Regions from separate parts of the Homo sapiens genome. Here region 2 is linked to region 1. Evidence: chromatin loops called from intact Hi-C (ENCODE). Cell type or tissue: ascending aorta. All regions are shown on one strand. Links, peaks and the distances in the headings refer to the core of each region. The heading gives the core; the rest is flanking DNA.

Region 1 (15,903 bases), core at 7,606-15,605:
TTGATGTGGTTTCTCATTCTCGCAGAATTACTTTGTCTTATGATCACAGTGATGTAGGCTATTTATTATTTGTTAGTTCCAACTCTGCGTGAGGTAATAAATGTTGTTGGCAGAAGGCTTGCTTAAATGGGTGTGTATCAGTAAAGACTCAGGAGTAGCTAAAAGTTTGCTGATACTATGAACTGTGCTGTTCATGGGGTTCCTTTGTGAAACCTTGTTGATTTTTATTGACTAGTCAACCCATATGAGGGTCTTAAAGGTTTACCGTCCTCTGAGCAGTAGAGCTCTTGCCCCTGACACAGACTCTCTCACCTCCTTTTCTAGCTCTTCCACTCACTAGCTAAGTGTCCTTCAGCAAGTTTCTTACCTTTTCTCACTTCAAATAATGGAGATTATAAAAGCACCTACCACACAGGACTCTTATGTGGACCAAGTGATTGACACATGTAAAGCACTTATAACAGTCTCTGACATGCATGATACACACAATGAACACATCGTACCTCCAATTATCATAGCCACAATATTTCAGTGTGTTCCTTTCAAGCCTCCTTTGGAATTGATGTTATTTCTCATCGTCTAGACTATGTTTTAATAGATGAACAACTGCGTTCATCTTTTATAACTCTAGAATTACAAAAATTGGTTTTTAAAAACTATCACTATATTTTTAATCCTTGGGTTATACCTTTTGAAATAAGAGTTGTGTTCAATACTATATCTCTCTATATTTGAAAAAAAAAAAAAAAAGCAGGGTCTAATTAAATAAGTCCAGTGGGAATTTCCACTGTCTTGTTTATCTCCCTGACACATTGACATGGTTAATCCCAACTCCGTTGGCCCCCATGAAGCCACATGCATCTTCCTGCTTCTCTGTGTACCTCTCTGACTTTTCTATCTTGTTCTCTGTGTTTGCCATGTTTTTTGCCCTTTACAGCTTTAAAGAGTTCAGGCATTAAATTTTGTGGGATGACTTCAGGCTGAGTCTACCCATTTCCTCGTGACCAGGCTCAGGTCATGCATTCTAGGCTGGACTACCATAGAAACAATGCAGGGCTCTTGATCACCTGGTTCTGTAGGCATCTGCTAGGTTTCTTCTCATTAAATTAATTTTATTTTCTTTTAGGATGTGTATTTTGTGGGGATATATTCTCAGATCATGACAACATCCTTCTCCACATCCAAACCTCCACCTACCAGCCTTAGCATCCATTAATGACTCCTGGACACCTGTATGATGGCTGCCAAATGGTGATATATCTGTTTCCATCATTCCTTCCACATTTATTAGTTGGTATTCCACTGTGAGGAAGAGCTTTCCTTTCTCTCCTATTTACTGATTGACTCGTTTACTTTCGTATGGCACTATGGAATTATGGCTTCCTATTTTATTCAAAGGATCGTAATCCATTATTATCATTACTTATTTTGATTTGGCCAGTGGGAACCCCTTCCAGCTGGCTCTTATATGCTTGACACGTCCACACCAGTCACTGTACATTTCCTTACCTTTTGGCACAGTTATATGTTCCACGCCCAGTTTGAATTTTCCCCACTCCAGCCCTGGCATTGGTCATTTCCCAAAGCAGCCCTTGTTCTTTTTATTGAAGAATAGTATTCAGAGACCAACAAAAAGTGTGTCAATTTTGAAAACTAAGTAAATAATATATCAGTTGTTCTGTATAGGTAAAGGCAAGTTTGTCGGTATGCTGCCTTGAGAAAATGGAAGTCTAGAGTCTATATAAAATGTAGCACGAAATGGCACAGGCCAGAACCCTTGGTGCATCCCCAAACCTGAACCCAAGGTCACTGTCTTGGATCTCTGCACTGCCTTCCAGCTCCACTCCCTACCCCTCCCAGCTTCCCACATCACAGTCAAGGCCTATTATTTATTTACTTGTTTATTTTATTTTATTTTATTTTATTTTTTAGAGACAGGATCTCACTTTGTTACCCAGGCTGGAGTGCAGTAGCTCAACAATAGCTCACTGCAGCCTCAACCTCCTGGACTCAAACAATCCTCCCACCTCAGCCTCCAAAGTAACTAGGACCACAGGAGCACACTACCACACCCAGCTAATTATTTTTAATTGTTTTTATTTAAAAATTTTTATTTTTATTTTTATTTATTTATCTATTTATTTTTGAGATGGAGTCTTGCTCTGTCACCGAGGCTGGAGTGCAGTCGTGCAGTCTCAGCTCACTGCAACCTCTGTCCCCTAGGTTCAAGTGATTCTCCTGCCTCGGATCTCTTGAGCAGCTGGGACTACAGGCGCATGCCACCACACCTGGCTAATTTTTTTGTGTTTTTAGTAGAGACGGGGTTTTACCATGTCGGCCAGGCTGCTCTTGCTGCTCTTGAACTCCTGACTTAAGGTGATCCACCCGCCTTGGCCTCCCAAAGTGCTGGGATTATAGGCGTGAGCCACTGCACCCAGCCAATTGTTTTTATTTTTATTTGTTTTATTATTATAGTTGTTGTTTCTTTTGTGTTTTGGGGTTTTGTTTTTGTTCTTTTTAAGAAACGAGATCTTGCTGTTTGCTAAGGCTGGTTCTCCAACTCCCGTGGCCTCCCACATTGCTGAGATTACAGGTGTGAGCCACTGTCTCCTCAAGTCCTGTTTAACTACCCATGGTTCCCTTCATGTGTACCCCACAGAATTTTTGCCTCTTATGTATGGCTCAGGCTTCATCCCAGCCCCTGACATGTATACACACAAGTACACATACACACACGCAACACACCTGGCTGATTTGATTGTCCTTATTGAGATGTAACTAGTTGTGACTTCGTTTAGTAATCTTCTGATCAGGGATAGCTGCCACCCCCAAATCCCTAAAGCCATACCCACATCTCCACTGTGTTATTAATAGCCTTTGTATACTCGACTTCCCTGTAAGACAGTGAGTGAGCTCTTCTCTGACAGGAGCCACATCTCATTCTGGCCTTCGGCTTAACACACTGGGGCAGAGGGGGTTGTTAGACAGTGTGTGTTGCATGAACAAAAGTAGACATCATTTTTGTTTTAAGTGTTTGTCCTTTTTAAACCACAAACAAAAAGTTGGAAAAGTGATATTTCAATTACGTTGATTCAGCCAGTTACAAGGGAACACCAGTTCCTGTGGTACAGAGCCAGGAGAGAGATTTTTAGATCAGAAATGGGGGATGGGGGTGCATTGGTGAGTCGTCCAACAGTGGTAACAGCGGATCCTACTTATTTTAGGGAATATCTCAAAAAATCAAAATAAAAAAGAACTGAAATATTTTTACATTTGCTGAATAAGTTGAAGTGAATAGAAAATACTATTGACTTTTAAGTGAGGAATAACCTTTCTCAGAAAAATAATTATGGTCCTTGGATTATACCATTGTAAATGGCTTTTTTTCCCCAGAACATTCTTTCCATTTCGTTGATATTTTACCGTATGTTTCCATTTCTATAGTTAGTACACAGACCCCCCCCACACACAGACACACACTCTACAATACTTCCTATTTGAATTAATATTTCCTATAAAGTCTGTTATGACTTTGATTTAAAATTGCTTGGCTTGTTCCCAGCTGGCTATACAAGAACTAGGGAGTTTGTTAGAAATTCCTATTCCTAGACTCTGTCCCTGGAGACTGGGATCCAGCAGGTCAGAAGACGGGCCCAGACATGGGCAATTAAAAAGTACTCTGACGATTCTGATAGACTGCCAGATTTGGGAACCACTGGGATATTTTCCTAATTTCTAGAGTATTTGTGTGTGTGTGTCCATTTTATAAGTCAATTAAATTAGGACGGGCTGCCTGGAAGCGTAAACAAAGCAAATTGCTGTACAATAACTGCTGTGAGATGCAAAGTAAATAATTTGGGATATATTATTTTGTCTAAGACCTTCACTTTCTTTTAACTTGGGTTTTAGTGCCGGAGAAGAAACAATATGTTCTCATCCCAAACAGGCCAGCATAATTATGGTTGCATATACTGTAGGTTTCAAGTCATTCTGTAACATTCCATTATTGTACCATATTTTGACCAACTCACCAGCCTCTGATCAATAAAAATTCTTCTTAAGTGTCTGTAAATTGAAACCAAGTAATGAAAATTCCGATCAATGTTTAGTGAGAACTAATTATTTTAAGTCTGCTGGAAAAGATCATAGTTGCTGAGAATGCAGATATCCTATTTTTGGAACTGGTATACTTATTTTGATATATTAAAAGAGCTACTTTCCATTATTATTACTTGCTTTTGTTTCCAACAAAAGAGACAAAATATTTCATGTCTGAATACAGTATTAACCAAAGACACAGTGGGAGGATTACTGGGATTACTGTCCTTTTATAATTCTTTTTTAAATTTAATAAATTCCCCTTTATATATATTATTTTATAATTCTTATAGGGTTTGCTCACGCTTGCTCTCTCTCTCTTTCCCAGCTTGTTCTAGTAAAGTTTAAATGTGACAGTGTAAACTTAAGGAAAATATACATACTTATGGTGATATGTAGGAAGTTGAATAATAATAATGTAATGAAATTGATCAGTGGTGATTATTGTGAGGTGTGATCCCTCCCTTTTCTCTGGAAAAGCTGTTTTAAAAAATCTGAAATACACAAATTTTAAAAAATAAAAAAAATATATATATATATATTTTTTGACACAGTTTCATTCTTGTTGCCCAGGATGGAGTGCAGTGGCACAATCTTGGCTCAATGCAACCTCTGCCTCCCGGGTTCAAGAGATTCTCCTGCCTCAGCCTCCTGAGTAGCTGGGATTACAGGCACCTGCCATCACGCCCAGCTAGTTTTTGTATTTTTAGTAGAGACGGGGATTCACCATGTTGGCCAGGCTGGTCTCGAACTCCTGACCTCAAATGATCCGTCCACCTTGGCCTCCCAAAGTGCTAGGATTACAGGCACGAGCCATTGTACCCGGCATAAAAATCTAAAAAAAATAGAAAATTATGAGAAAGCACATGAAAAGGAAAAAGAGCCAGGTGTCGTGGCTCACACCTGTAATCCCAGCACTTTGGGAGGCCAAGGCAGGCGGATCACCTGGGGTCAGGAGTTGGGACCAGTCTGGCTAACATGGTGAAACCCCGTCTCTACTAAAAATTAAAAAATTAGCTAGGCATGGTGGTGCACACCTGTAATCCCAGATACTTGGGAGGCTGAGGCAGGAGAATCATTTGAACCTAGGAGGTAGAGATTGCAGTGAGCCAAGATTGTGCCACTGCACTCCAGCCTGGGTGACAAAGTGAGACTCCATTTCAAAAAAACCATTCCTATACCAGCCTCCTAACAAGTAAGGAATATTTCTTTTTCCTTGTCAATTTGTTTTTGCCCATACATTATTTTCACATAGTTGTAAACTTGTTATAAATATAGTATCTTCTATTCACATTACCACTTAACTTAGGCTGCATTATCTTTATGTTGCTACATACTCTTTGTAAGTACTTCAAATGCCTGTGCAGTATTATATTGGGTGGTTGTGCCATTGTAAGCTTGGACTTTCCAATATTCTTGAATGTTTACATTGTTTACAACTTCTAAAATGGAGTTTCATTGTTGCCAAACCGTGTAATTCCAATGAGAGAGTGTGTGTGTTGACCCTGGATCTAGTAAATACATCATCTGAGTATGTCAACCATTTGAAAAGATAATTTCCCCATGGAGTTGAATTTGCCCGACCTAGTTGCTGCCTGTGAGTAAGCATGTCCTCTGGAAGAGTGTGACACCTCGTCCCAGGCTTGCTGGTTTTCTACTTGCTACTGTAGCTTACGAAATTTCAGTTTGGTTTTCTTATTCATGTGACCAGGAAGCCAGGAGCATAGCACTAGGATGGTGAGTGACTTGCATAGGTGGGTTCAGACTTTTGCAGGTCATGAGCTCTGAACAGAGGATGGTTCCCGCCTCCCCATAATTTCTTTAAAACCGTATTATTAGTTCAAGGAAATTCAGCAAAGTTCTGAGTTTCGCTATATGGCCAGCTCAATTCTCTGTTCATTTGTTTCTTTTGTTTTGTTTTGAAATGTAAAATTATTTCAAATTTCAGTTTCCTTTTGGGAATAGGAGTGTCACCTTGCTTGGTTGTTCCCCAAGCAAATGTTTTCTCTTTCCTTGAGTAACTCAGCAATCGATAACAATTAATTTGGGCTGGATATTCATAGAAGAACATTTGCTCTGCGCCCTAAAATTTTTTATCGCGAAGCGCGAACAAAAATATTGTCCTATGAACTTGTAGCAGTCTGCATTTTTCATACTAACTCCCACCATCATTTTATATGATATGGGGTTCTTTAATTCTATCCTGGTAACACAAAGGGTACCAATAGAAAGATGAAAAATCTGACTGACTTAAGCATGTTTTGAATTGAGGTCATTATCAATTCAGGGGGATTTTGTAGGAAGAATGGGGATTTTGAAGAGCAGACTATATATTATTAACAAAAGGCTCTCCCCATGCAGGAAGGCTACCCAGCGGAAGGTGGCCTTTGTTACTCCGGATGTGATTAATATTGCTTCAAGGTTTAATTTTAGAACTTCTAAAATAAGGAAGCTTGCATCAATTCAAGGCACATGGTTTGAAACCTCAGAGTGCCCACTTTTTCTTTTCTTTTTTTAAATTACAAAAATAGCATATGCATTATAAAATGTTTGAAAACTAATGAATTAAAACAAGTTTCTCTAGTCTCTGGCTTGACCAAAGCCTTTGTTAATATTTTGTGGTAGTTCCAGTCTTTTTTTTAAGAAAAAAAAATTGTAATCATGTTTTGTATATAACTTGAATGACTTATTTCACTTAACATGATTTCATTTGCTTGTTTCCTGTGTTTACAGTCTTCATGTCAGTTGTAATTTATGTAGAATTCCACCCTTGTGATACTCCATAATTTTCCTAATCATATCCCCCATTATTGGGCATGTAAAATGCTTAATGGTCAGTGGTGTGCACAGTGGTAATTATCCACACCATGTTAATCCGGCTCACACGGGTCACATGGGCGACCTAATCCTGCTGTAACTTGCCTTTCTCTACTGGTATTGTACTTAAAAAAAAAAATTCTTTTCTGCCTGTTTTTTTTGTTTTTTTGTTTGTTTGTTTGTTTTGTGTGATGGGGGAGACAAGGAAGGGAGCTGGTCGCAATCCACTTCTCAGGTGGATTCTTTGTCTGTCTTTCTTTAGTGGTGAAAGTGGTGCTGGAAAAACAGTGGCTGCCAAATATATCATGAGCTACATCTCCAGAGTGTCTGGAGGAGGGACCAAAGTCCAGGTGAGTGGGCAGTGGCCCATTATGATACCTTATGTTATGGGAAATGTAAGAGGCTCCATTTGCTGTTAGAAAAGAATTTTTCTTCCACAGAAAAGACACTGGTTCTTCTATAACTGTGAAACTTGAAATCTGGAATGGAAAGGAATAGCATATGTATGTGTGTTTGTGTGTGTGTGTGTGTGTGTGTGTGTGTGTGTGTGTGTGTGTGTGTGTGTATATATTTTTTTTTTTTCTTTTTTGAGACAGAGTCTTGCTCTGTTGCCCAGGCTGGAGTAGTGCAGTGGCGCGATCTCGGCTCACCACAACCTCTGCCTCCCGGGTTCAAGAGATTCTCCTGCCTCAGCCTCCTGAGTAGCTGGGATTACAGGTGTGCCCCACCATGCCCAGCTAATTTTTGTATTTTTAGTAGAGACGGGGGTTTCACTATGTTGGCCAGTCTGGTCTCGAACTCCTGACCTCAGGTGATCTGCCCTCCTCGGCCTCCCAAAGTGCTGGGATTAAGGAATAGCATATTTTAAGGTAGATGTGCCTAATATATAATGAACTCCTACAAATCAATAAAAAGATCAGCAGCCCAAAAGGAAAATAAACAAAGGACATGAAAGACAACTCATAGAAAAGGAAATATAAATTACTCACAAAACATGAAAGTATGTTCACCATCATGATAAGAAGAAAAATGCAAATTAAAACTGCATTAGAAAACTATTTTTTGCCTATCAGATTGGCCAGAATCTTACCATGTTTTAAACGCTTGATTGGTAGGAAGTAGGGACACAGTTGTTCTCATACATTGCTGGTAGGAGATGAACTAGTACATTTTAATGAAGAACATTTCAGCAAAATCTGTTAAACTTACACATGTATGCCATTCGACTCAGCAGTTCTGCTGAAAAGAATTTATTCTTTAGATATGCTGAAATGTATACAAAATAATACATGTATAAAGTTATTTCTGTCAATTTTGGTAATGCAAAAGACTGGAAACAACTTAAGTGTTCATCACTAGGCAACTGGTGAAATAATTTGTGGTTCTTTATATAATAGAATATTATACAGCAATAAAAATGAGGCTTCATGTACCGATTGTACTGATAGAGAATGGTCTCCAAGATGTATCATTAATTACAAAAGACAAGGTTCAGAACATTGTTTGTAATATATGCTGCCATTTGAGGGATCAAAAGAGAGTGCACATTTGTATTTGTTTGGGTATGTTATCACATATCCCTCGAAGTATACACAAGAAACTGTCAACAATGGTTGTCTTGAGGGAGGGGAGCTGGGAGGTTGGGAGAAGGGCCTACCCTTCCTGTATACCCTTTAGAAACTTGCATGGTTTGAGCTATGTGAACCACTTGCCAATTCAAGAAACTTATAAAAATTTTAAAGGACGTAGACAGAGAAAGGATTTAAGAGAAGGAAAAAAGAGAGATTAAAGAGTGTAAAGGAGTGTTGGGAAAGAGAAAAGATCCAGAGAATGAGGATACTCAAGAGGTGAAAATTAAAATCAGCATTGGCAGGAATGAGTAAAGCCTGCTCCCCAGAGCCATGGATGAGGGTGATGGCGAGCTAAGGTCCATAAGGGGCAGCCCAAGCTTGGCGCTCATCACCAGTATGCACCGCTGGTGACAGAATTCCTTCCAAAGATTAGTTTTTTAAATCAGAATTATGTAATGTTATTGCCATGGTCAGCTGTAGACTTTCAAAAGACACATAAAATTCTCTTTATTGTGGTTCCCTTTTTTTTTTTTTTTTTTTTGAGATGGGGTCTCACTCTGTCACCCAGGCTGAAGTGCAGTGGCATGATCTCAGCTCACTGTAGCCTCCTGCTCCTGGGCTTATGCATTCCCTTCCACCTCAACCTCCCAAGTAGCTGGGACCACAGGTGTGTGCCACCATGCCTGGCTAATTTTTGTTTGTTTTTGGTAGGGACAGGGTTTCACCACATTGCCCAGGCTGGTCTCAAACTCCTGAGCTGAAGCGATCCACCCACCTGGGCCTCCCAAAGAGCTGGGATTACAGGCATGAGCCACCATGTCTGGCCCCTTTCTATTAATTAAATAGTGTTCTATCATGTACTGGTAGATCAGAAAGCTTAAGGTAGAGCCAAACATTCCTCCTTTGAGTTTGTGGATCAACTCTTTCTATCTTTTGTTTGCGGGCCAGACGTGCCTATACCATTTAACGACAGCTTCTGTCAGGGAGAGAACAAAGGACAGAATCTTCTCTATCTCTTCCCTTCTTTAATTACAGACTTTAAAACTGAGAATATTTATGGATCCATCCATCCATCCATCCGTGCATCCATCCATCCATGCACCCATCCATCCATGCACCCATCCATCCATCCATCCATCCATCCATCCATCAGTGATCAGTGATGTCCAACAGAATTTTGTGGCATGTGGTGAGCATATCAGGGAAAAGAGAAAGAGCAAACTAAGGTTGCAGAGTGAAGGGTCCTTAAAGTGGCCTCTTTCTCTGAATGAAAGGAAGATGGAGAGCAGCTCTGTGCAGTAGAAAGATGAAGCAAGCCATATGTGTAATTCTAAATTTTCTAGTAGCCATGTTAAAAGAAGTAAAAAGAGAAAAAGGAAATTACTTTTTAAAACAGTATTATTTAACCCAATATGTAAAAAAAGATTTTATTATATAATTAATATAACAAAATTAATGAGATTTTTTTTTTTTGGTACTAAGTCTTTGAAATACAGTGTGTATTCTACAGTTACACCTCAGTTGGGGTAGCTTATGGCTTCCCTATTGGACAGTAAGGGCAGCTATAGAACCTAGGTTCATGTGGTTCAGTCCACTTGCTTTTCTCTATTCCTGTGATTGTACTGGATCCTGAGAGGGTTGACATGGAGACAAGAATCCAGGATGCTGTTTTGCTGCCTTTTTTTTTTTTTTTTTTTTTTTTAGACGGAGTCTCGCTCTGTCGCCAGGCTGGAGTGCAGTGGTGCGATCTCAGCTCACTGCAACCTCTGTCTTCTGGGTTCAAGCGATTCTCCTGCCTCAGCCTCCCGAGTAGCTGGGACTACAGGCGTGCACCACTATGCCCAGCTAATTTTTGTATTTTTAGTAGAGATGGGGTTTCACCATGCTGGCCAGGATGGTCTTGATCTGTTGACCTCATGATCCGCCCGCCTTGGCTTCCCAAAGTGCTGGGATTACAGGCGTGAGCCACCGCGCCCGGCCGATGGGCTACTCTTTTACCTCAGTTTGCTCTTTCTCTTTTCCCTAATATGCCCGCCACATGCCACAAAATTCTGTTGAACATCACCGATTGTTGATGAATACATATGGACGGACGGATGGATGGATGAATGGATACATAAAGATTCTCATTTTAAACACTGTAATTTAAAAAGGGAAAAGATAGAAGAAGATTCTGGCTTTTGTTCTCTTCCTGAGAGAAGCTGAGTTTTGTTAAGTGGTATGGGCATGTCTGGCCAGCAAAAAAAAAGATAGAAAGAGTTAATGAAGATCCACAAACTCAAAATAGATTTTACAAAGAAAAGCAGAGTTTATATAAATCCATGAGTTTTTAAAAGAGAGTAGGCAGGTTGGGAGTATGTTTCTAAGCTTTGAAACTGACCCATGAAAGGACCACCCAGAATTGCCCTTGGTGCCATGGCTAAGGATGATTCCCTCGTCACAATGAAAGCCCAGTTCTCATTTCTCATGGCAGTTTCTCTTCTGAATGTTCAGGAGGGTGCCTGTTACACCCTTTGTAACACTTTGGCTGTTACATAGTCAGTTAGTAGTTCATTAATTTACTCCTCTTTGCTACACCCCTACGACCTAGTAGCCAGACTGCAGACAGTTAATGTTGATTTTTCTCTTCCTGTTTTCCTATGAGGACAATGATACAGAGCCCTTGGCTTGGAATTAGTCAGTAGCTAAAGAGCACAAGCCAGAAGACTTGTTATTTCTGGAACATGTTTAACCATAGCATGTGAATAATTAGAAGTACAAGGAATGACTCACTTGTTGAAAGACTTCTCCAACATCAAATTCTATCTATTGAGCTGTCTCATGTCTATGGTGTGTTTTGCACACTTCTGCATAGAACTGGGATGTTTGAAAAACAAATCCTTCCCCCCAGGCCAGGACTCGTTCCACACGATCCACTGTTGACCCTTGCTGCTTAAAGTGTGTATCAGTGCTGGCAAAACCAGCAACACCAGGGAGCTGGCTACAAATGCAGATTCTTGGGCCTACCCCAACCTACTAAGTCCACATCTGCATTTTGACAAGATCCCCAGGTGATTCATGAATATTAAAGTTTGAGAAACACCAGGCTATATTTCCATAACCTTGTTTGGGGAGGAGAAGTGGATTAATTTTCCTTAAGGTAACTTGCAGTGAAGCAGGTGGAGATGGGATGAGATGGGTTGGTAGAGTAGTTGGGAAGGGGTAGTGAGAAGAAAGACCCTGGCCAGAACAGCAAGGACACGCCCCTTCAGGTACCACTTCACTTTTGGTGAAGTTGCAGCAATCAATTTGGACACTGAGAACGTTTGTATGAATAGTTCCTGATTGACAGTGGGGCCCTGGCTCCTGGGGACTCTGCATCAAGCCATGGGAATTGGAAGACCCAAATACACAAACAGGTTGAGGTCTGTCATGGTGAAAGAATAAATCCTCCAGAAACCCCACCAGTGACACACGGGTGTGGGGCCCCTCACCTTAATGCATTCAGAAACCAGGTCCTTAGAGAAAGTTTGGCGTACACTGTGTGGTAGGTGTTCACACCTTCCTAACCTCCGGTCTATTTGCTGGGACAGCACGTGAAGGACATTATCCTGCAGTCCAACCCGCTGCTGGAGGCCTTCGGGAACGCCAAGACCGTCCGGAACAACAACTCCAGCCGATTTGTAAGTCCCTTCCCTGTTTCAGAGAGTGTCGCTTGATTGATGATGTTGATGCTTCTGACTGAAGTCTAGTATCCCACAGGAAATGGGAGCCTTTCACATATCATCAGGAGGCCACCTCTTCGATCTTTCCTTCATTTTCTATAGCAGCATGCCGCCAAGCTGCAGTTTGCCTTTTTTTGCGCCCCGGGGATACAAACAAGATAATTTTGAAAATCATTTTCCACATCAGTTGCCTTACTAAGGAAAATAAATGATGAAAGTGGCAGCTTTGGCCTTGGAGGAGTTGTCTTTATGCCCTAGAGAAAAGACCTTCTTTCCCAGACCAAGAAATAACTAGAGTAGAGGGGTATCCCAGGTATCATTTCCCACTGGCAGTGGTTTTGCTTCTTAGAACTTGGTCCATAGACTCTGAAGGGTGCACAGAGTTAGACTGATCTGGCACCTTGGAGAGAAACTTCCTCCTCTCCATCCCTCAGAGCGAGCTGCCTGCCCACCGCAGCCCTCTGGCTTTGTGCATCTGTCTTATGCCCTACTCATGTAACCTAACGACATCCCAAAGTGACTGGACCTGGCCTCACAGGTTGCCTCTTAACTGGCTTACCTAACTGGTAATGAAAATGTCAACCAAGTGCATTGTTATGAATGCTCATTTAGTCATGTTTCTGTCTGGGTGTCTCCAGAGGGGGTAAATAGGAAAGCTGGCAAGGCTGAATATGAATATGTTCCCCTTGACAAAAGCCACATTTACAAAGAAACAAATGTTTATCCAGTAACCTTGATTTATATAGATTTTGCATCTTATTTCAACCATAGATCATGTCTGGCACTAAAGCATTCACGGAGCCATCTGTGAGGCTGATTCTGGAACGTTTTAAAATAAATAAGTGGGAATTTTGGAGAAAAACAATTTTCTTTTCCACTGTCTATTTTGGAAAGAAGCTTCTATTTCCAAGAGAATTTTTACTATGTGCTCATATAATAACTGTCAAGTTCCCTGGTGGGTTCTATCTGTTAGACTTGCCCTTACTTTCTTTGCTTTCCAATATTATTCAAACTACTCATTTGTTTGTCTCTCATATTTGGGCCCAATGCCTGAGTTGTGTTATCCTGAAGAAGTTTTCCAGATAATAAAATAGGAAAGAAGAATTAAACAAATTTTCCACTTGAATTAATTTTCAATCTAAATCTTATAAAAATGGACTTGACCAAATTTAACTCTTTATTTACCTTTTCCCCTGTCTTGGATTCCTTGGAGACCAGAAAAAAAAAACAATTAAATTGATATTTTCATTGATTTTTGCAATATAAATTATTCATTATATTTGGAGGATATATCAGTTTCTGTAAATAACAAAAACACTCAACATTTATTATTTTTCTAATTGCAAAATTTTATACAACCCTGATAGAAAGATTGGAAGAGACAATTCAGACACACATTCACCTGCACACACACACACACACACACACACACACAAACACACACTGTCTCTCTCTCTCTCACTATTCACCATCATGGATGAGAGAAATGTAAATGAAAACCACATATAATTTTCTGTCTCTCAAATGGGCAAACATTAAGTTGATTGATAATAATCGAGAAAACACGCTATTGGTTGAGAACTGACACATTCTTCCAGGAAAGTGATTGGGCAATTGTTATTAAAATTTTAATCGTTCATTATCTTTGCCCAACAATACTTTTAGAATAAATTACATAAGCTTCCTGCTTAAATAACTACTTATTTTAAAAGATATTCATAATATATTGTTAAATTAAAAAAACAGATTACAGAACAATATTTACAATATGTTCTTGTTTTTTTTTAATGTGCACATTATATGAAAGGTAACTAAGAGGTATGTAAATCAAAGTTTGACATCTATGACAGTAATTATTTAGCAAGAGAATGAAGAAGTGGCATCAGGGTAGAATTATGAGTAATTTCACTTTAAAAAATGCACAGGTATTATGAAGCATAAGAATGTATATATTTAACACTTACAAATCTTTTCAAGTTAAAGAATGTATTACGAAATACTTCAAACACGATTTAAAAACAATGCAATGAACATCTATGTATCTGGCACCCAGCTTAGGAAATAAATCATTACCAAGAGTCGAGGTGAAACTTCTTTTCATTTCATTATCAAAATGCAAATGCAACCTTTTATTCCCTTTATAAAATTTCCTGTCATCCCCCCCAGGCTGCTATACAGCAGTCCTAAATATGTTAACCTTTTGTTAGAAATTTTAACTTTTATATGACAATTATGAGCCATGCATATGCATTTTATTATGTTAGAGCAGTGGTTCTCAACCTTGACCACACATAAAAATCAGCTGGGTGCTTTTTGAAAACCACACAGCTCCGGGCCCTGGTCCTAGAGTCTGATGTGCGTGGCCTGGGCTGACAGCATGTTGGAAAGGCTCCCCAGGTGTTTCTAAGGGGCATCCAAGGTTGAGCACTGCTGCTAGGAGGACTTGGGAGCTTGCCTGTCCAACACCTGCCCTTCCTGGGTCAGATGTTCTGTTTGGTTTCATTTTCCCTCAACTGTTGAGGAATGGGGGACAGGCACTGAAGTATTCCCTCTATCACATGCCAAAAGGAAAGGGTGGTGAAGGTGGCCGCCAAAGGAAGCACGGGAGCTCTCTTTCAGTGAGCTTTTCTCAGGTGCCACTGACATTCCGCAGAGCGATGGCTGGTGGTTCTCTGTGCCTGGTGCTGCTGGGTGTTTTTGTTTTTTGCCTGGAGGAAAAGAATCATCAGATTAAGACACATAGACAGTTAGAGGCTGGCCGCCTTCGGTGGTCTTTCTTGACACCTAGAATAATTACGAACAGGAACACGGCATGTACTCACACATTTGCAGTGTGCACAGTACTTTTCTTGCCCTTAATGAGTTTACAGCTCCAGTCACAGACATAAAACCCAGCTGAATTCATCCCTGAGATGGGTGGATTTAGTCAGCATACACATTTTTATGTTATTAAATGTGAATGCGATGAGGCTGGGCATCTTCTCCAGTTTGACCATAGACCACACCACTCCCTCTTTTCCTTTATCCGTATTTACCCTTCTGGCCTCTGAGGGTGCTTAAGTTTCTAAGCACAGGAGACAAATTAAGTTCTAGTGAGAAAAAAAAACCAATTTAAATATACATATGAAATATATATAATAATTGTTATAATAATTATATATATAATTTTGATTCATTTTATTTTGGTTTTTGGACAGAGTCTCGCTCTCTGGCCCAGGCTGGAGTTCAGTGGCATGATCTCGGCTCACTGCATCCTCCACCTCCCAGGTTCAAGCGATTCTCCTGCCTCGCTGGGACTGCAGGCACCCGCCACCATGCCCAGCTAATTTTTTGTATTTTTAGCAGAGATGGGGTTTCACCATGTTGACCAGGCTGGTTGCGAACTCCTGACCTCCAGTGATCCACCTGCCTCAGCCTTCAAAGTGCTGGGATTACAGGCGTGAGCCACCGCGCCTGGCTATATATAATTAATATAACAACCTAGATACCTTTTCAACTACAGTCTAGGTTTTTATTCTCCTTTGTTCCCTATTAGCAGTCATTTAAAGAGGAATTTTCATAACAATGACAGTGACAAAAATCCCTAGGCCCGTCAGTAGCTAGAAAGAACTTTACTTTTAATAAAGTGTTTCCGTTCTAGATAAACATTTTAGATGCTCCGTAGGTAAGAGAGATTGAGTGTTTTTGCTCAAAGCCATGAGATGAAGCCTGAC
Region 2 (15,903 bases), core at 4,369-12,368, 81 kb before region 1:
TTTTGGTAGAACAATTTATTTTCTTTTCGATGTATACCCAGTAATGGGATTGCTGAGTTGAATGATAGTTCTGTTTTAGGTTCTTTGAGAAATCTCCCAGCTGCTTTCCACAGTGACTGAACTAACTTACACTCCCACCTACAGTGTGTAATTGTTCTCTTTTCTCCTCAGCCTTACCACCATCTGTTGTTTTTTGACTTTCTAATAACCATTCTGACTGGTGTGAGATTGTATCTCATTGTGGTTTTGATTTGTATTTCTATGATAATTAGTGATGTTGAGCATTTTTTCATTTTTTTAACAGTTTGTACGTCTTGTTTGGAGAAGTATCTGTTCATGTCTTTTGGCCATTTTTTAATGGGATTGTTTGTTTTTTTGCTTGTTCAATTGTTAAAAGTTCCTTAAGGATTCTGGATATTAGACTTCTGTCAGATGCATAGTTTGTGAATATTTTCTCCTATTCTGTAGGTTGTCTTTTTACTTTGTTAATAGTTTCTTCTGCTGTACAGAAGCTCTTTAGTTTAATCAGGTTCCACCTGTCAATTTTTGTTTTTGTTGCAGTTGTTTTGAGGACTTAATCATAGATTCTTTTCCAAGATTGATATCCAGAGTGGTGTTTCCTAGGTTGTCTTCTATTATTCTTATAGTTTGAGGTCTTACATTTAAATCTTTAATCCATCTTGGGTTAATTTTTGTATGTGGTGAAAGGTAGGGTCAAGTTTTATTCTTCTGCATATGGCTAGCCAAGCACCCTAGCACCATTTATTGAATAGGAAGTTCTTTCCACATTGCTTATTTTTGTCAACTTTGTTGAAGATCAGATGGTTATAGGTGTACAGCTTTATTTCTGGGTTCTCTGTTGAACAGAACAGAGAACAGAATATTGGTCAATGTGTCTATTTTTGTACTAGTACCATGCTGTTTTGGTTATTGTACCCTTATACTATAGTTTAAAGTCAGTTAATGTGATGTCTCTGGCTTTATTCTTTTTTGCTTAGGATTGCTTTTGTATTTGGGCCCTTTTTTGGTTTCATAGGAATTTTGGAATAGTTTTTTTTAGTTATGTGAAAAATGACGTTGGTTGTTTGATAGAAATAGCATAGAATCTGTAGATTGCTTTGGGCAGTATGGCCATTTTAACGATATTGATTCTTCCAATGGATGAGCATGGAATGTTTTTTCCATTCGTTTGTGTCATCTGTGATTTCTTTCAACAGTGTTTTGTAGTTCTTATAGTTGTCTTTCACCTCCTTGGTTAGATGTATTCCTAAGTATTTTAGTTTTTTTGCTATTGTCAATGGGATTGCATTCTTGATTTGGCTCACAACTTGAATGTCATTGGTGTATAGAAATGCTACTGATTTCTGTATGCTGATATTGTATCGTGAACTTCACTGAAGTCACTTGTCAGTTCGAGGTGGAGGAGTCTCTAGGGTGTTTCTTTCTTTGTTTGTTTGTTTGCTTTGAGACGGAGTTTTGCTCTTGTTGCCCAGGCTGGAGTGCAATGGCATGGTCTCGGCTCACTGCAACCTCTGCCTCTGTGTTCAAGTGATTCTCCTGCCTCAACCTCCTGAGTAGCTGGGATTACAGGCATATGCCCCCATGCCCGGCTAATTTTTTATTTTTAGTAGAGATAGGGTTTATCCATATTGGTCAGGCTGGTCTCAAACTCCTGACCTCAGGTGATCCGCATGCCTCGGCCTCTCAAAGTGCTGGGATCACAGGCATGAACCCCCGTGCCTGGCTGTCTCTGGGGTTTTTTAGGTGCAGAATCATAACATCAGCCAAAAAAAAAAAAAAAAAAAAAAAAAAAAAAAGGTAGTTTGACTTCTTTTCCTATCTTGGTGCCTTTTCTTTCTTTCTCTTGCCTGATAGCTCTGGCTAAAACTTCCAAGCCTGCTTATTTTTGAGCAGCTAAACTTACTAGAAATGTCAGGGCAATTGCATTATTTTATAATAATTATAAAATATGCATTTATTTTCTTTTCAAGGTAGAATACAGAAAAGTTATTACAGAAACTTCATGTTTGAACTAAATTTTCTTTTTTTCGTTTTTTCAGATGGAGACTTGCTCTGTTGCCCAGGCTAGAGTGCAGTGGCACGATCTCAGCTCACTGCAACCTCCGGCTTCTGGGTTCAAGCAGTTCTCCTGCCTCAGCCTCCCAAGTAGCTGGGATTACAGGTGCCTGTCACCATGCCAGGCTTTTTTTTGTATTTTTGGTAAAGATGGGGTTTCACCATGTTGGCCAGGCTGGTTTCAAACTCCTGACCTCAAGTGATCCACCTGCCTTGACCTCCCAAAGTGCTAGGATTACAGGCATGAGCCACCACACCCAGCCACTAAAATATATTTTAAAATGACACTTACCCATTCATACTGGTTCTGCTTCTCTAGCATGAGCCAGTCATGCAAGTCTTCTTAACCCACTGTCATGTCTTCTCTGAGGCTTAAAATGCCCAGTTTCTATAAGACAGGAAGTCAGATAGACCTGGGTTCAAGTCCAGCTTTGCAATTTACTCTTCGTGTAATCTTGAGTGACTTTCTCATTTTCCTCATCTTTAAAATGGGGATAATAACAACATCTGTCTCAAAGAGTTTTGTGAGGATTAAATTAATTGGTGCACGTGAAGTCCTTAGTACACTGCCTGGCAAACAGTAAGTACTCAATAAATGTTAGTATTTTTAGTCAACATTCTGGTAGGCTTCTACTACTCTCTACCCCCAAACTGCAGTAAAACAAAAACATCTTCCTCTTTTGTAACTTCCAAATGTCTATGACTGGCAATGCAAGTCTTCTAGACTAATAATTTTGAAATCTTTTTTGTTTTTTGGTTTTAATCTCTTGTATGATTTTCATGTCTGATCAGTTATCAAGTCTACCATCCTTTAGTCCTCCAGTTCTCATGACCACTTGCTTTGACAATTATAAAAACCACTACCTAGTTTGTTGTGTCTAGCATTTCCAGGACAGTGTGGTGGGAAAAGCAGGGGCTTTCATGGTAGTCTCCGTTGGGCTCAATTCTATTGCATACAGGAGTGTATGGGCAAGACATTGAAGCATTTCGAGACTTAGTTCCAGCACTAGGAAGATGGGACCTCCATGTCTGCCTCTTCTAGAGTGATTGTTGGGTAATGAGGTAGGATTGTAAGATAATGGCTGGAGAGGCCTGGGTATACCAGAGGCATTCATTAAATGCCATTTATCTTCCATTTCCCCTCTGGTTCGTCCTACATGTGGTGACCACATGCACTCATGAAATCGCAATTGTAATTACACAGTGTCTTGATTAAATATCCTCAGTGACTCCCCATTTACTGTTTAGGCAGATCTAAACTCTTCTGCCCCACTGAACTAGAGAACCAGGCTGAATGCGTTTGAATTCTGGCTCTATGACTTACTAGCTACCTTGAAACAAATTTCATAACCTTCTACCTCAGTTTCCACATCTGTAGAATGGAAGTGACAATAATTGTGCCTGCCTTATGAGGTTATGTAGCTCAATTGTAAATATTGAATTAGCCCACATGAAGGACTTAGAAAAGTTCCTGACTGTTTCACGCCCTCGCTCTGTCACACCAGCATTCTCTCCATCTCTTCTTCCATTGCTCATCTTTAGCACCCCTAGGCCCTGACAAGCCAGAAAATTTGTTCTCCTAAATCTGTCCCCCAGTTCTGCCTCCCTTTCTTACACAGGGTTTACTGTTCCGAAGAACAGAAATTCCACCTGTACCCAGACTTTCACACTAATATGGGGCAGTCCTGAAACTGAAACTATCAGCACTGCCCCTCTGATAACAGTTTGTATAGTCATACTAGGTTTGGCCTGAGTGGTCATCTTGCATATGCTACCACAAGAGCCTTCTTTATGGAGGTCTCTTGTTGCTGCTGTCTTCCCAAATCACTTTCTCTGTTGCGTTGCCCTTAGTGATTGTGAGTTTAGAGTTTACCCTAAGCATCCTACATGTTATCATGACTCATGCCAGATTAAATTCTACTTAGTTACCAGCTTTTGGCACCTTGTTCCAGGTTTCTTTAGGGAGGAGGGAGAAAAGGGTATGTCTTAGCATACACAGCTCTTATCAGACTGTTAGCATTGCTTGTTTACTTCTGTGTTTGCCTTATTGGACTGTAAGCTCTATGAGGGCAGGTAATGTGTGTGCCTTGTTCATCTCTATCTGCCAACTTATAGCAAAGTATCTGGACCATTAATTGGCATTCAATATTTATCGAGTAGATGGATGGATGATAGATAGACGGATAAAGATTGGAATGTACATGCCCCTTTTGGCATATACAAACATCAGGTGAACTTTTTTCTCTGCCTAGGGAGGAAGCTATTCCTAGCAAGAAGACAACTTAATACTCTAGATTATTCCTGGGCTACTGAGGTTACTAAATAAGAGCATCTTATTTAGCTCTGCTGCTGATAAGACCATGGGAAGTTATTTACATTTAGGAGTGGTATCTTACTAATACCAACTTTCACAGGTACTTGGGTGGATTCCAGATTTATTTCCCTGCTATAGTTGCATTATTTGCTTTGTATGATATCTTCCTTACAAAGCACAGTGTTTTCATAGAAATATTTTGAAAGACTTGCTAACGGATCCTGTAGACCTCACATAAATCCTCTGTGAAGTTCGCTATGGAAAGCAAGAGGATTGATGTCTAATCCGTACATGACAAGATAAATTTTATAATTGAAAGACCAGTTTATATGGGCAAGAAGTGATCAGACTTCCGAAAAATAAAAAATAAATAATGTAGGAAAGACAAATGTAAAAAAGCGTATGCAGTTATTTGGTCTTAATATCAGAATTCTTTCTGGCTTTTATTCATTTCCATTCGTTTTCTTTCTTTCTCTTCTCTCTATAATACTGCTATAATAGTGACTGCTGGGAAGAAAGAGTGCTGCCCACAAATTTTTTTGGCAGACTTGGGTATGAGTTAATTAGCATTTTGGCCTCCAGTCTGGAGAGCAGACCCTATTCTCTTTGTAATGGGTGCCGGCAAGGAAGCTTTTCAAAGCCAAGGGAAAAATGGCATCCACTCTGCTGTCAAGGACTTTTATGAGGGTCAAGTGGTATTGGCAAGAATTCAGGCCAGAATGATTTGGCTTCAGCAAAGAAAGCCACAGCCCTTGTGACAGGTTAGATTAGCCATAAACCTGGATACACTAAATTCTTCAGATGGTGAGAGATTGTTGCACTCTGGCCCAAGAATTTCTTGTATGCTTTTTCGGTTTTTGCAAGTGGAGGTTTGATGGTTTGACAGCTGCCCTTTCCTTACTTGCTCTGTCTCCTGCTGCTCAGGCTCCTTCTCAGAATCACCACGAGCCAAACCACTCTGGTACTTGTTGGCCCACGGGTGCCTCAGTGCAAAAGTATTCCTCAGTGTCTACAAAATGTTACAAAAACGTGTCTGAGTAAGCTGATGGATCGCAGCTTATTTGTCACTGAGAAAGTTCAAGTTAGTGCTCTAATTCCACCTTTGCAAGTTTTTATGCTAAGCCTCAGACAAATATAAACACCAATCTTAATCTAAGTGTGCTTATTTTAATATTTTTATTAACAGCAACAGCAGCAGCATTGGGGCATTATTTCCAAAGGCAAAGAATTCAAGGAAGAGGTTAATGTGATCATTTTAACTAATCATTGCACATACAAGAGCTCATTCAATCTTCCTCACAGTCTGATGAAGTGATATAAGTATCATGTCTGTTTTACAAATGAGGAAACTGAGGCACAGAGAGGTTAAGTAACTTACCCAGTGTTATTTCTTGGCAGATCAGAACTAGACTTTTTTTTTTTTTTTTTAATTTTTAGTTCTAGGGTACATGTGCAAGATGTACAGGTTTGTTACATAGGTAAACGTGTGCCATAGTGGTTTGCTTCACCTATCAACCCATCACCTAGGTATTAAGCCCAGCATGCATTAGCTATTTTTCCTAATACTCTCCCCCGCCCACCCTAACTAGTAGACCTTTCGTAAGACCCCTTCCAGTTCTGAGATTAAAATGTTTTACGTGGATGGGGATGGCAATCAGGTCAAAACATGTAGCCAAAGAAGTGAGTGGGAGAGAAACAGGTAGGAGTTGTGTACTAGTTAAGGCTTTTGGGGGCACATGTAATGGAAGCTATTGTTTAGGCAACACAGAGAACTTACTTAAAAAAATCATGGTCTGTTGCCTCACAACATCCAAGGAAGGGGAGAAGCCAGATAGCTTCAAAAAGCTCAAGTAAAGGAGACTTTGGGTCTCCTCTCCCCATCAGAAGCTGTAAGCTGGTGGCCCCCAGGCTCCATGAGGCCTGGAGATGTATTTATTTGGCCCATACGTTTATTAAAAATTGAGCTGGTGCTTAAAAATCAAAAGGTTACTCATGGAAATCCAGATTTCCAGCTTCTCTAGAAAAATCAGACCAGGCAACCTTGAGGCCTCATTCCTCCTGCCACCCCGCCTGTGGTAACAATTGGCTGGAGCTAGATGGAAGCTGCCTCCTCCTCAGCCCCTCTACCTCCAGCAGTCACCTAAGCCAGGGTTTTACAACATTGACACTGCTGACATTTTAGGCCAGAGAGTTATTTGTTGTGGAGGTTTGTCCTGTGCATAGGAGGATGTTTAGCTACATCCCTGGTATCCACTCACTAGATACCAGTAGTACCCCCTCCTCAGTCTGACCACCAAGAATGAATCCATATTCTGCCAAATGTCCTCTGGGGAGCAGAGCTGCCCCGGAGTGAAAATCACTGGGTTGTATAATGAGCCTAAGCCACTGACCACTCAGTCCCTAAATCTTTCCATTATACCATTTCTGGGAGTGAGATCACTTGGTCTGGCTTGGGTCAGAGGCCTTCTCCTGTGACCAGGTGGCAGGGTGGCATTAACCATCATGGCTGCTACCTCCTGCAGAGAGGGAATCAGGGCAGGCAACTCAATAGGTATCCCTCACAGTATGTGGGAAGGAGGGATGCAAAAGACACTGTGTGAAAACAAGAGAGTCCAGGAATAACTATCAATAGTATAACAATCTTCACTTCCCAGAAGTTCTTTGAATCTGTTTTCTCAAGTTTATTCTCTCCAGCATTGTGTGAAATAGTTAAGGCACAGAGTTGTCATTCATATTCAGGGGATGGGGAAACTAGGGTGCACAGAATGGTTTAAGTGGCTGCCTAAGTGCACATAGCGAGGTAGAGAAAGGATTCTGGAGCCCACCTCTGCCCCTCTGGCTACCCCTAAAATGACAGTCCTCTGTAACATACTCTGCCCTGTCTAGTCCAGGGAGATTGAGGAAGAAAAGCAACACCGGCCATCATCAGACTCAGCCCAGGCCTGAAAGCATGAATGATGCAGTCACTTGTGTTTGCAGAGCAGGTTTAGCTGGCAGGAGGCCACGCTGTCTAACTCCTGTTCCAGTCAGTCTGGGCGTAACCCAGCCATTATGGTCTCTCTCAGGTTTCGAATGCACAGGAGCAATTAAGTCATTCTCATAATTTCATGTGGTACAGAAAGTCCCAAGCCAAAAATACCATCCTTGGTTCCTACTTTTAGACTTCCAGGGAACTTCCCCCTCCCTCTCTCCCTATAATTCACTTTGATTCCTTCTATTTTTCTCTTCGTGAATGCATTGGCCAGACACAGAGTCCTAGTTTACTTAACAAGGGGCTACAGAGCCAACACAAATCAAAATAAATCCAGCCTTCATTTGGCAGGAATGGTGGAAGTTGGGAATTGCTGGAGGTTCTCAGAAACAAGAGCTTGAAATAAAAGAGCATGTACCCTCATCTCTAGGATGTGAGCATAGGAGATAGGAGAACATGCCACAGAATGATCACTGAAAGATGATGGAGTGTTGGAGGTGGGGCGGGGGTGGGGTAGTTGCATCTGTACTCCCATTATTATTTCAGGGTCCTAGATAACCACAATTAAGTCACTTTATCGTTAGTACAGAAGATTTCTTGTCCCATAGAACCATGACATCAGACCTGTGTTGCTTCCTTAAATAATGAATTTTTCCAAATATCCTTCAGATGCGTATTAACAGTTGCTTCCTGGCAGTCAGGTGGCTGATTTGGTCTGTGTGTGTGTTGGGGGATACATATGTCCATATACTGACTCTCCCTTCATGTGGACCCCCATTTGGGTTATATCAAGAGCTAAATGAAATCTAGTTGGAGATGATTTCAATGTTTCTTCTGTAGGAATAGATAATTACAAACTTATTTATAAGTCTTCTCACTAAAGCAGTGGTTCTCAAAAGCCTTAGCCAGCACCAGAATCTACGGGAGGACTTGTTAAAGCACAGATTGCTGGGCCCCACCCCCATGCCCAGAGCATCTCATTTAGCAGGTTTAGGGTGGGGCCCAAGATGTTGCAGTGCAATGGCGTGATCTCCGCCTCCCGGGTTCAAGCGACTCTCCTGCCTCAGCTTCCTGATTAGCTGTGACTACAGGTGGCATGCCACCATGCCCGGCTAATTTTTTGTATTATTATTATTATTATTATTATTTTTAGTAGAGTCGGGGTTTCATTGTGTTAGCCAGATGGTCTCGATCTCCAGACCTCATGATCTACCTGCCTCGGCTTCCCAAAGTGCTGGGATTACAAGGCATGAGCCACTGCGCCCAGCCAAGACTTTGTATTTCTAACAAGTTTCCTGGTGTTGCTGATGCTGCTGGTTTGGGGGCCCCATTTTGTGAACTAGCATGATCAAGGATGGTGTTCTCGCCTAATCCCAGCACTTTGGGAGGCTGAGGCAGGAGGATCGCTTGAGCCCAGGAGTTTGAAGCTGCAGGGAGCTATGATGCCATTGTAACAGCCAGGGTGACGGAGCAAGATTCTGTCTCTTAAAAAACAAAGAATGGTGCTCTAAACGCAAGGTTTTTCACAGCAGTAGTGACAGCTGCTCCTTTATGCTTCTGTTTCTTCATTTGTGTTGTCCCTGGAAAGTCCCCCTCGTCCCAGTGGCTGAGTCCTCTGCTTCCTCCAGGCTCGGCCCAAGTTCCTGTTCCTCCACGGAACCTTTCCTGATTAGTGCACACGATCTTTTCTCTTCTCTGAACTCTTTCAGTTGTAAAAATGAAACCCTAAAATTTCTTTTGTTGCCTTGTAGTATGCTCAGATTGATGCATGATAATTGTTTTCCCAACTAGACTGAACTGATTTGATTTGTGAACACGATCATCCCTTAGATGCTCTTATGTGTGTTCTTGAACTTAGCACAGAGCCAAGCACAGGACTCAATTATTTATTTTGTGATGAAAGTTCAAAGTGAATTAAGAGAGAAAATATATTGCTGAGTGTTGTAGTCCATTTGGTTTGCTATAGCTGAATACCACAGACTGGGTAATTTATAATGAAAAGGAATTTTATTTCTCCTGGTCCTGGAGGCTGGGAAGTTCATGATCGAGGGGCTGCATCTAGTGAGGGCCTTCTTGCTGCTTCAACACGGCAGAAAGCAACATATGGCAAGTGCGTGCACGAGAAAGAGTGAGAAAGTGTGTGAGAGATAGCAAGACAGGGCCACACTCACTTTTAAAACAAACCCACTCCCACAATAACAGCATCCATTTATTTATGAGGGCAGAGTCCTCATGACCTAGTCACTTCTTAAAGGTTCCCCCTTTTTCTACCTTCAGCACTGTCGCATTGGGGATTGAGTTTTCAGCACATGAACTTTGGAAGACACGTTTAAATCATAACGTTGCCTATAACACCAACTGGGCTTGCCTGATATATAGTGCCAGAGATACCCACCAAATTAAGCTTTATGGTTCTTATATGGTAAACTCATGTGATTTCTGTGCCCAAAGCTGCAGGTCCTTCTGCCTGCTTCAGAACTGCCCAAACTTCTGGTCTTCTAGAGCAGGGGTCCCCAACCCCTGGGCAATACGGTCCGTGGCCTGTTAGGAACTGGGATGCACAGCAGGAAGTAAGCATGCATGAGTGAGCATTACTGTCTGAGCTCTGCCTCCTGTCAGATCAGTGGCGGCATTAGATTCTCATAGGAGCCCGAACCCTGTTATGAACTGCGCATGTGAGGGACCTAGGTGACGTGTTCCTTATTAGAATCTAATGCCTGATGATGTGAGGTGGAACGGTTTCAACCTGAAACCGTTCCACTCCTATGACTGTCATGGAAAAATTGTCTTCCACAAAACCTGTCCCTGGTGTCAAAAACGTTGGAGACTGCTGTTCTAGAGTAAGGACCTTGTGGTTTTGCTCGTTATGATGGACATCCAGGGCCACCCTGGATGGTTGCCTTGACCATGCCTGTTGTCTACTGTGCATGAGAATCAGTTGCTGGACTCCAGGGCAGAGTGATGGCTGGAGGTCAGCATGCAGGCAGGGAAGTGGAGGGGGAAGATGATCATGAGTACATGAGTACGTGGGACAGGCAGGTTGGGGCCAGACTTGAGAGGGCTTACATGGCACACTAAGGGCTTGCTTGGAATTTGTCCTACAGAAAGTGGAGGTTTTTAACAAAATCACATTTGTTCTTTAGAACCATAATTCTGAGACCACTAGCTTCTTACAGAGTATATATACGAAACTACCAAAGGCAACTTGGTGAAGCAGAGGAATTTGGGCACGAAGGCTTGTTTCATCTTGGTGGTCAGCCCTTCCCACCTTTCTTTAGATACTATAATTCATTTCCTAGGGCTGCCTTAACAAATTGCTATGAACTGGTGGCTTAAAACAACAGAAATGTGTTCTCACAATTCCGAAGGCTAGGATTCAAAATCAGCATGGGCATCAGGACCACGCTCCTTCCGAAGGTTGGGGAGATTCTGTTCCATGCTTTTGCTCAGCTTCTAGTGTTGCTGGCCAGCCTTGGCATTCCTTGGCTTGTGGCTGTGTCGCCCCAATCTCTGCCTCCATCATCACATGACCTTCTCCCTGTGTCTGTTTCTGTGTCTCTTCTCTTCTTTAAGGACGTGAGTTATCTTGGATTAAGGCCCGCTTTGCTGACTTCGTCTTAACTTGATTCTATCCGCAAAGACTATTTCCAAATTAGGTCACATTCACAGATACTGTGGCCTAGGACTTCAACATGTCTTTTTTGGAGGCAACACAGTGCAACCCACAACAGATACACACTTCGCTGCACCTTATCATTTTAGGACTCAAGGGGGCAGTGGGTTTGCTGCCACACTCAAGCTGGTCAACTTGGCAGTGTCATGTGTTCTTCGTGAGCGCTAGGAAGCTGCCTGGACCTAGAGTAAGTAATACTAGCAGCTCACTTAAGTAATTATGAAGGGAAGGTGCACAGGACCTAAGCAGCAGGCTGTGGAGAACTGACCAAAAAGACGAGTTAGGGCGCTATTGCAGGTGAGAAATAAGGGGACCTTAAGTAAGGCAGTGGCTGTGAGAACAGAGAGGAAAGGGGAGTAGTCGAGGGGTGGGTCTGAAGGAGAACCACTAAGATCTGATGTAGTGGGAGGAAGGATCAAGGGTGATTCTTAGCCTATTTACAAATGTGGTGGGTGGGGTATATAATCCCTATCAGTATATACGAAGGCCTATCCAGACAAGCTTCTCTTTGTCTCTACCCACTTAAGTTATGCTTTATGTGCTGCCAAGAAGGGTAAAAAGGTGAAAATGATATGGAAGAAACCGAAGGGCAACCTTAGAAATGCATGTGAATAAAGATATTTTAAAGGCAGAAAGACACACATTTGGCCTTTCTGGGAAGATTTCTCTAAACGGAGTGTAGATGTCTCAGGGAATGGCAGCTACTGCCATACTGAGTGGACTTCTCACAAGGCGGTTCTAGGGCCGTCGTCCAGCCTGAGAATACACAGCTGGCTGACCTCCAGGGAGACTCAAAAATTCTTAGTGAACCTGTGTTGCAGGTCATGGCATCACCATCATGATGTCCTGTTATTCTTCAGTAGCATTTAGTAAACAGTTTTTGCATCTGTTTAGTTTACACAGCAATCTTGGAACAATGGAAAATCCTTTGACAAGTCAGAAAATTCAAGTCCTGTTTGTTGTTGTTGTTGTTTTAGTTGCTTTTTTGGGGGTTGTAGTATTGTGAGGAGACACTTAACTTATGGAAGCTTCATTTTGTTTTCAGTAAATGGAGCAGCAACACCATTCTTGTAGCATTACTCTGAGGATAGACATCAGTTAATGTATGTAAGGTGCCGGGCTCAGAGCTAGTGCATAGTACACAATCATCCCTTTTCTCCCTCCCCATCAATCTTCCTTCTCTTCTTTCTTCCAGGTTTTTTTCTTTTAATTTATTTTTAGAGACAAGGTCTCACTCTGTCACCCAGGCTGGAGTGCAGTGGTGTGATCATGGCTTACTGTAGCTTCCGAACTCCCAGGCTCAAGCTATCCTCCCACCTCAGCCTCCCAAGTAGCTGGGACCACAGGCATGCGTCACCAAGCCCAGCTAATCGAACAGGTTTTCTGACTCTCTGAGGCCCAGAGCTCTTTCTGCAATTCTGCCTCTCTGGGGCTAAAATATAAATATATAATAAATAAATAATAAACAAATCCCTCTAGAGGATTTTTTTTTTTTGAGATGGAGTTTTGCTCTTGTCACCAGGTTGAAGTGCAATGGCACAATTACCGCTCACTGTGACCTCCGTCTCCTGGGTTCAAGCAATTCTTCTGCCTCAGCCTCCCGAGTAGCTGGGATTAGGGGCACCTGCCACCATGCCCAGCTAATTTTTTTTTTTTTTTTTTGAGATGGTGTCTTGCTCTGTCACCCAGGCTGGAGAGCAGTGGTGCAATGTCGGCTCACTGCAACCTCCACCTCCCGGGTTCAAGTGATTCTCCTGCCTCAGCCTCCCATGTAGCTGGGATTACAGGTGTGGGCCCCCACACCTGGCTAATTTTTGTATTTTTAGTAGAGACGGGGTTTTGCTATGTTGGCCAGGCTGGTTTCGAACTGCTGACCTCAGGTGATCCACCCGCCTTGGCCTCCCAAAGTGCTGGGATTACAGGCGTGAGCCATTGTGCCCAGCCTAATGTTTGTATTTTTAGTAGAGATGAGGTTTCACCATGTTGGCCATGCTGGTCTCGAACTCCTGACCTCAGGCGATCTGCCCCCCTCAGCCTCCCAAAGTGCTGGGATTACAGGTGTGAGCCACCATGCCCAGCCTATTTTTTTTTTTTTTTTTTTTTTTTTTTTTGAGACAGAGTCTCACTCTGTCACCCAAGCTGGAGTGCAGTGGCATGATCTTGGCTTACTGCAACCTCTGCCTCCTGGGTTCAGGTGATTCTCATGCCTCAGCCTCCCGAGTAGCTGGGACTACAGATGCATGCCACCACATCCGGCTAATTTTTGTTTTTTGTTTTTTAATAGAGACAGGGTTTCACCATGTTGGCCAGGATGGCCTTGAACTCCTGACCTCAAGTGATCCGCTCACCTTGGCCTCCCCAAGTGCTGGGATTACAGGCGTGAGCCACCGCGCCAGCCCCAAGGATTTGTTTTAAACTCACTGGAGCCAGGCGTGGTGGCTCACGCCTGTAATCCCAGCACTTTGGGAGGCTGAGGCGGGTGGATCGCCTGAGGTCAGGAGTTCAAGACCAGCCTGACCAACATGGAGAAACCCCACCTCTACTAAAGATAGAAAGTTAGCCGGCCATAGTGGTGCATGCCTATAATCCCAGCTACTCGGGAGGCTGAGACAGGAGAATGGCTTGAACCCTGGAGGCAGAGGTTGCCGTGAGCCAAGATCGCGCCGTTGCACTCCAGCCTGGGCAACAAGAGCGAAACTCCGTCTTAAAAAAACCAAAACCAAAAACAAAAACTAAACTCATTGGAATCATTTACAAATAATATACTCACCCAAATAGCTAGATTAGGGGTCTTAGAGTCTATGAAGCAAACCCTGAGAGTGAAGGTGGGAAGGAAATGTCAGAATTATAAGCAGGATTAACGTAGATTAAAGTTGACAGAATCTGGTTCTTGCTCTGTCCCTTTCCCATGGTGGCCAGCCCCAGCTGCCCAGCTGCTGTTGTCTGTAAGCCAAAGCTCCTGCGTGTTCTCCTTCCAATAGAAAACGACTGTGCGGAACCTCATCCTCCCCGGGCCCAGGGTGTTGGTGCAGCTGCTGAGGGATCTGGTGAGGTAGCCTATGCTCATGTGCCACTGGAGATGCCCGGAGAGTTCCAATGCCCAGGCCATACCAGCAGCTCCCTGGGTGATGTCCCCTTGGACTTAGTTTCACTCTGAAGCTGGGAAGCAATAGCCTACATTTTCAGTTAAATAAAAGCTGGAAATGATGATCTCGTTAGGCCTGCCTCCTGTACTTCATGCTTTGGTGCTCTCCTTCATTTTCCTGCCAGGAAGACTTTCCCAGTGCCTCTTTCTATATGCTTGCATCCCGTTCTCAAGTCTCTGACCAGCGGTTCCACTTTGAAGTCCATCCCACAGAAGTATTAGCTCAAGGCTGCAAAGATACAGGAATGAGAACGCTTGCTGCAACGCTGCTCATAACAGGGAGACCAGGAAAATAACCCAAAGGGCCATTCACACACCAGGTTTTTGAGATGAATGACATCATGAGCAACTCATGAGCATGAGCACCAGGCGTGCCTCACCATCTTGGCTCCTTGTTGATAACGTGTCAGTCCCTAATATCCAGCCTGACTCCAAGGACTGAGATGATGAGTGTGAAAGTACTTTGTAAATTGCAAATGGTTTTGCAAACCTAAGGGATATGATGAATCAACAATGAGCAAAGTCCTTTGAGACCTTTCACAAATAAAGGCATTTTATATATTTAAATCCTTGGCACTCACAAATTTAGCATTTGAGGTTTTGCCAACCTGTGGAGCAACCCCATGGCAATTTGCCATTTAGCTGAGGCATATATTTTCCTCCATCCACAACCTGAGTATCTCAGACGAGGATGAGGAGTGAGTGAATGAAGGAGAAATGTTAAAATATGATTACATTATAGAGTCTTTAAATGCTCATTAAAACATATATTCGTTCAGTATCTTTTATGCTTTCATTAATGTGCCCTAGGCTATTGAGAAAGAAAGAGTAAGACAAAAAGGTGAAAACTAGAAATATTCTATGTAATGGAAAAGACCATAAATATACTCATAAAACAATTAGTGAGCACAGAAATATACAATCAGGTAATCTATAATAATGTACATGTAATAATCTACAACAGATTTTTTCCCTTATTTTGGATTCTGAGAAGTGAGCACTAACATATTGCAAAGGGATTTAATTGCAAATGATTTGTGTAAACCTGGTGCCATAGAAAAACTTCTGGGGTTGAATTTAATTTTATCGCATTTAAATAGAAAAATGCCCACCTGAGAATATGCAGCTGTAATTACGAGGGAGTTTTATTGGTTGTTACTGTGGCATGTGTTTATTTCTCTCCCACTTAACATTCTGGATGGAGGGAGTTCAAGGCTGCTGTGTAGCTCTGCAGTTGTCTGGTTTTCCTGCTCTGCCATCCTTAGGGTATGGCCTTGGTCTGTCCTCATCCTTATGGGCCCCCAGTGAAGCTCTGATCAAGACCTCCTAATTTTGAATGTCCTAGAACTTGAATACACCCCTTCCACTTATGTCACACGGCCACATCTAAACTACATGGTAGGCTGGGAATGAATTTTTTATTCTGGGTAACTGTGTGTCCAATAAAAAGCCCGAGATTTTATAACTCAAGGAAAGGAAGCACAGCTCACAATTGCTGCCACAGGTCAGCCTCTGTCTGTCCATGAGCCAGTTGTTCAGATGGGAGGAAATCTGAATAGAGGAAGAGACAAGTCAGGCAAGAAAGTTGTGACTCAGGGTTTATCTCATCTGCTGGGGAGTTCAAGGGGCAGTTTAATACTGGCTGTATTTTTCGTTTCTCTAAGTAGAAGTTTCATTTAAGTTACTGTGGAATAGGCTGGGCGTGGTGGCTCATGGCTGTAATC

Evidence for each region. A loop is a pair of places that touch in the nucleus more often than their neighbours do. Peaks named below come from ENCODE experiments on the same cell type or tissue, not always from the same donor. Only the 100,000 strongest peaks of a DNase experiment are listed, where the experiment ranks them.
Region 2: it touches region 1 in a loop (2.1-fold over the local background); 3 of 110 quality-filtered maps call a loop at or near these places.

Annotation. Positions count from the first base shown.
Region 1 is chr15:59,227,947-59,243,849 of GRCh38, reverse strand. It overlaps MYO1E (myosin IE), which reads left to right. Exons shown (of 28, transcript NM_004998.4): 5 at 7,178-7,265; 6 at 12,059-12,148. Among named protein-coding and RNA genes, the nearest start is that of LDHAL6B, 29 kb to the right of the region's middle. RefSeq lists an enhancer at 14,191-14,690. In ascending aorta, for the core only: no CTCF peak of the experiment used is centred there; no DNase peak of the experiment used is centred there; H3K27ac peaks cover 2,409 bases.
Region 2 is chr15:59,305,465-59,321,367 of GRCh38, reverse strand. All of the region lies in intron 1 of MYO1E (myosin IE), which reads left to right. Among named protein-coding and RNA genes, the nearest start is that of MYO1E, 59 kb to the left of the region's middle. In ascending aorta, for the core only: no CTCF peak of the experiment used is centred there; DNase peaks (open chromatin) are centred at 5,347 and 7,387; H3K27ac peaks cover 6,713 bases.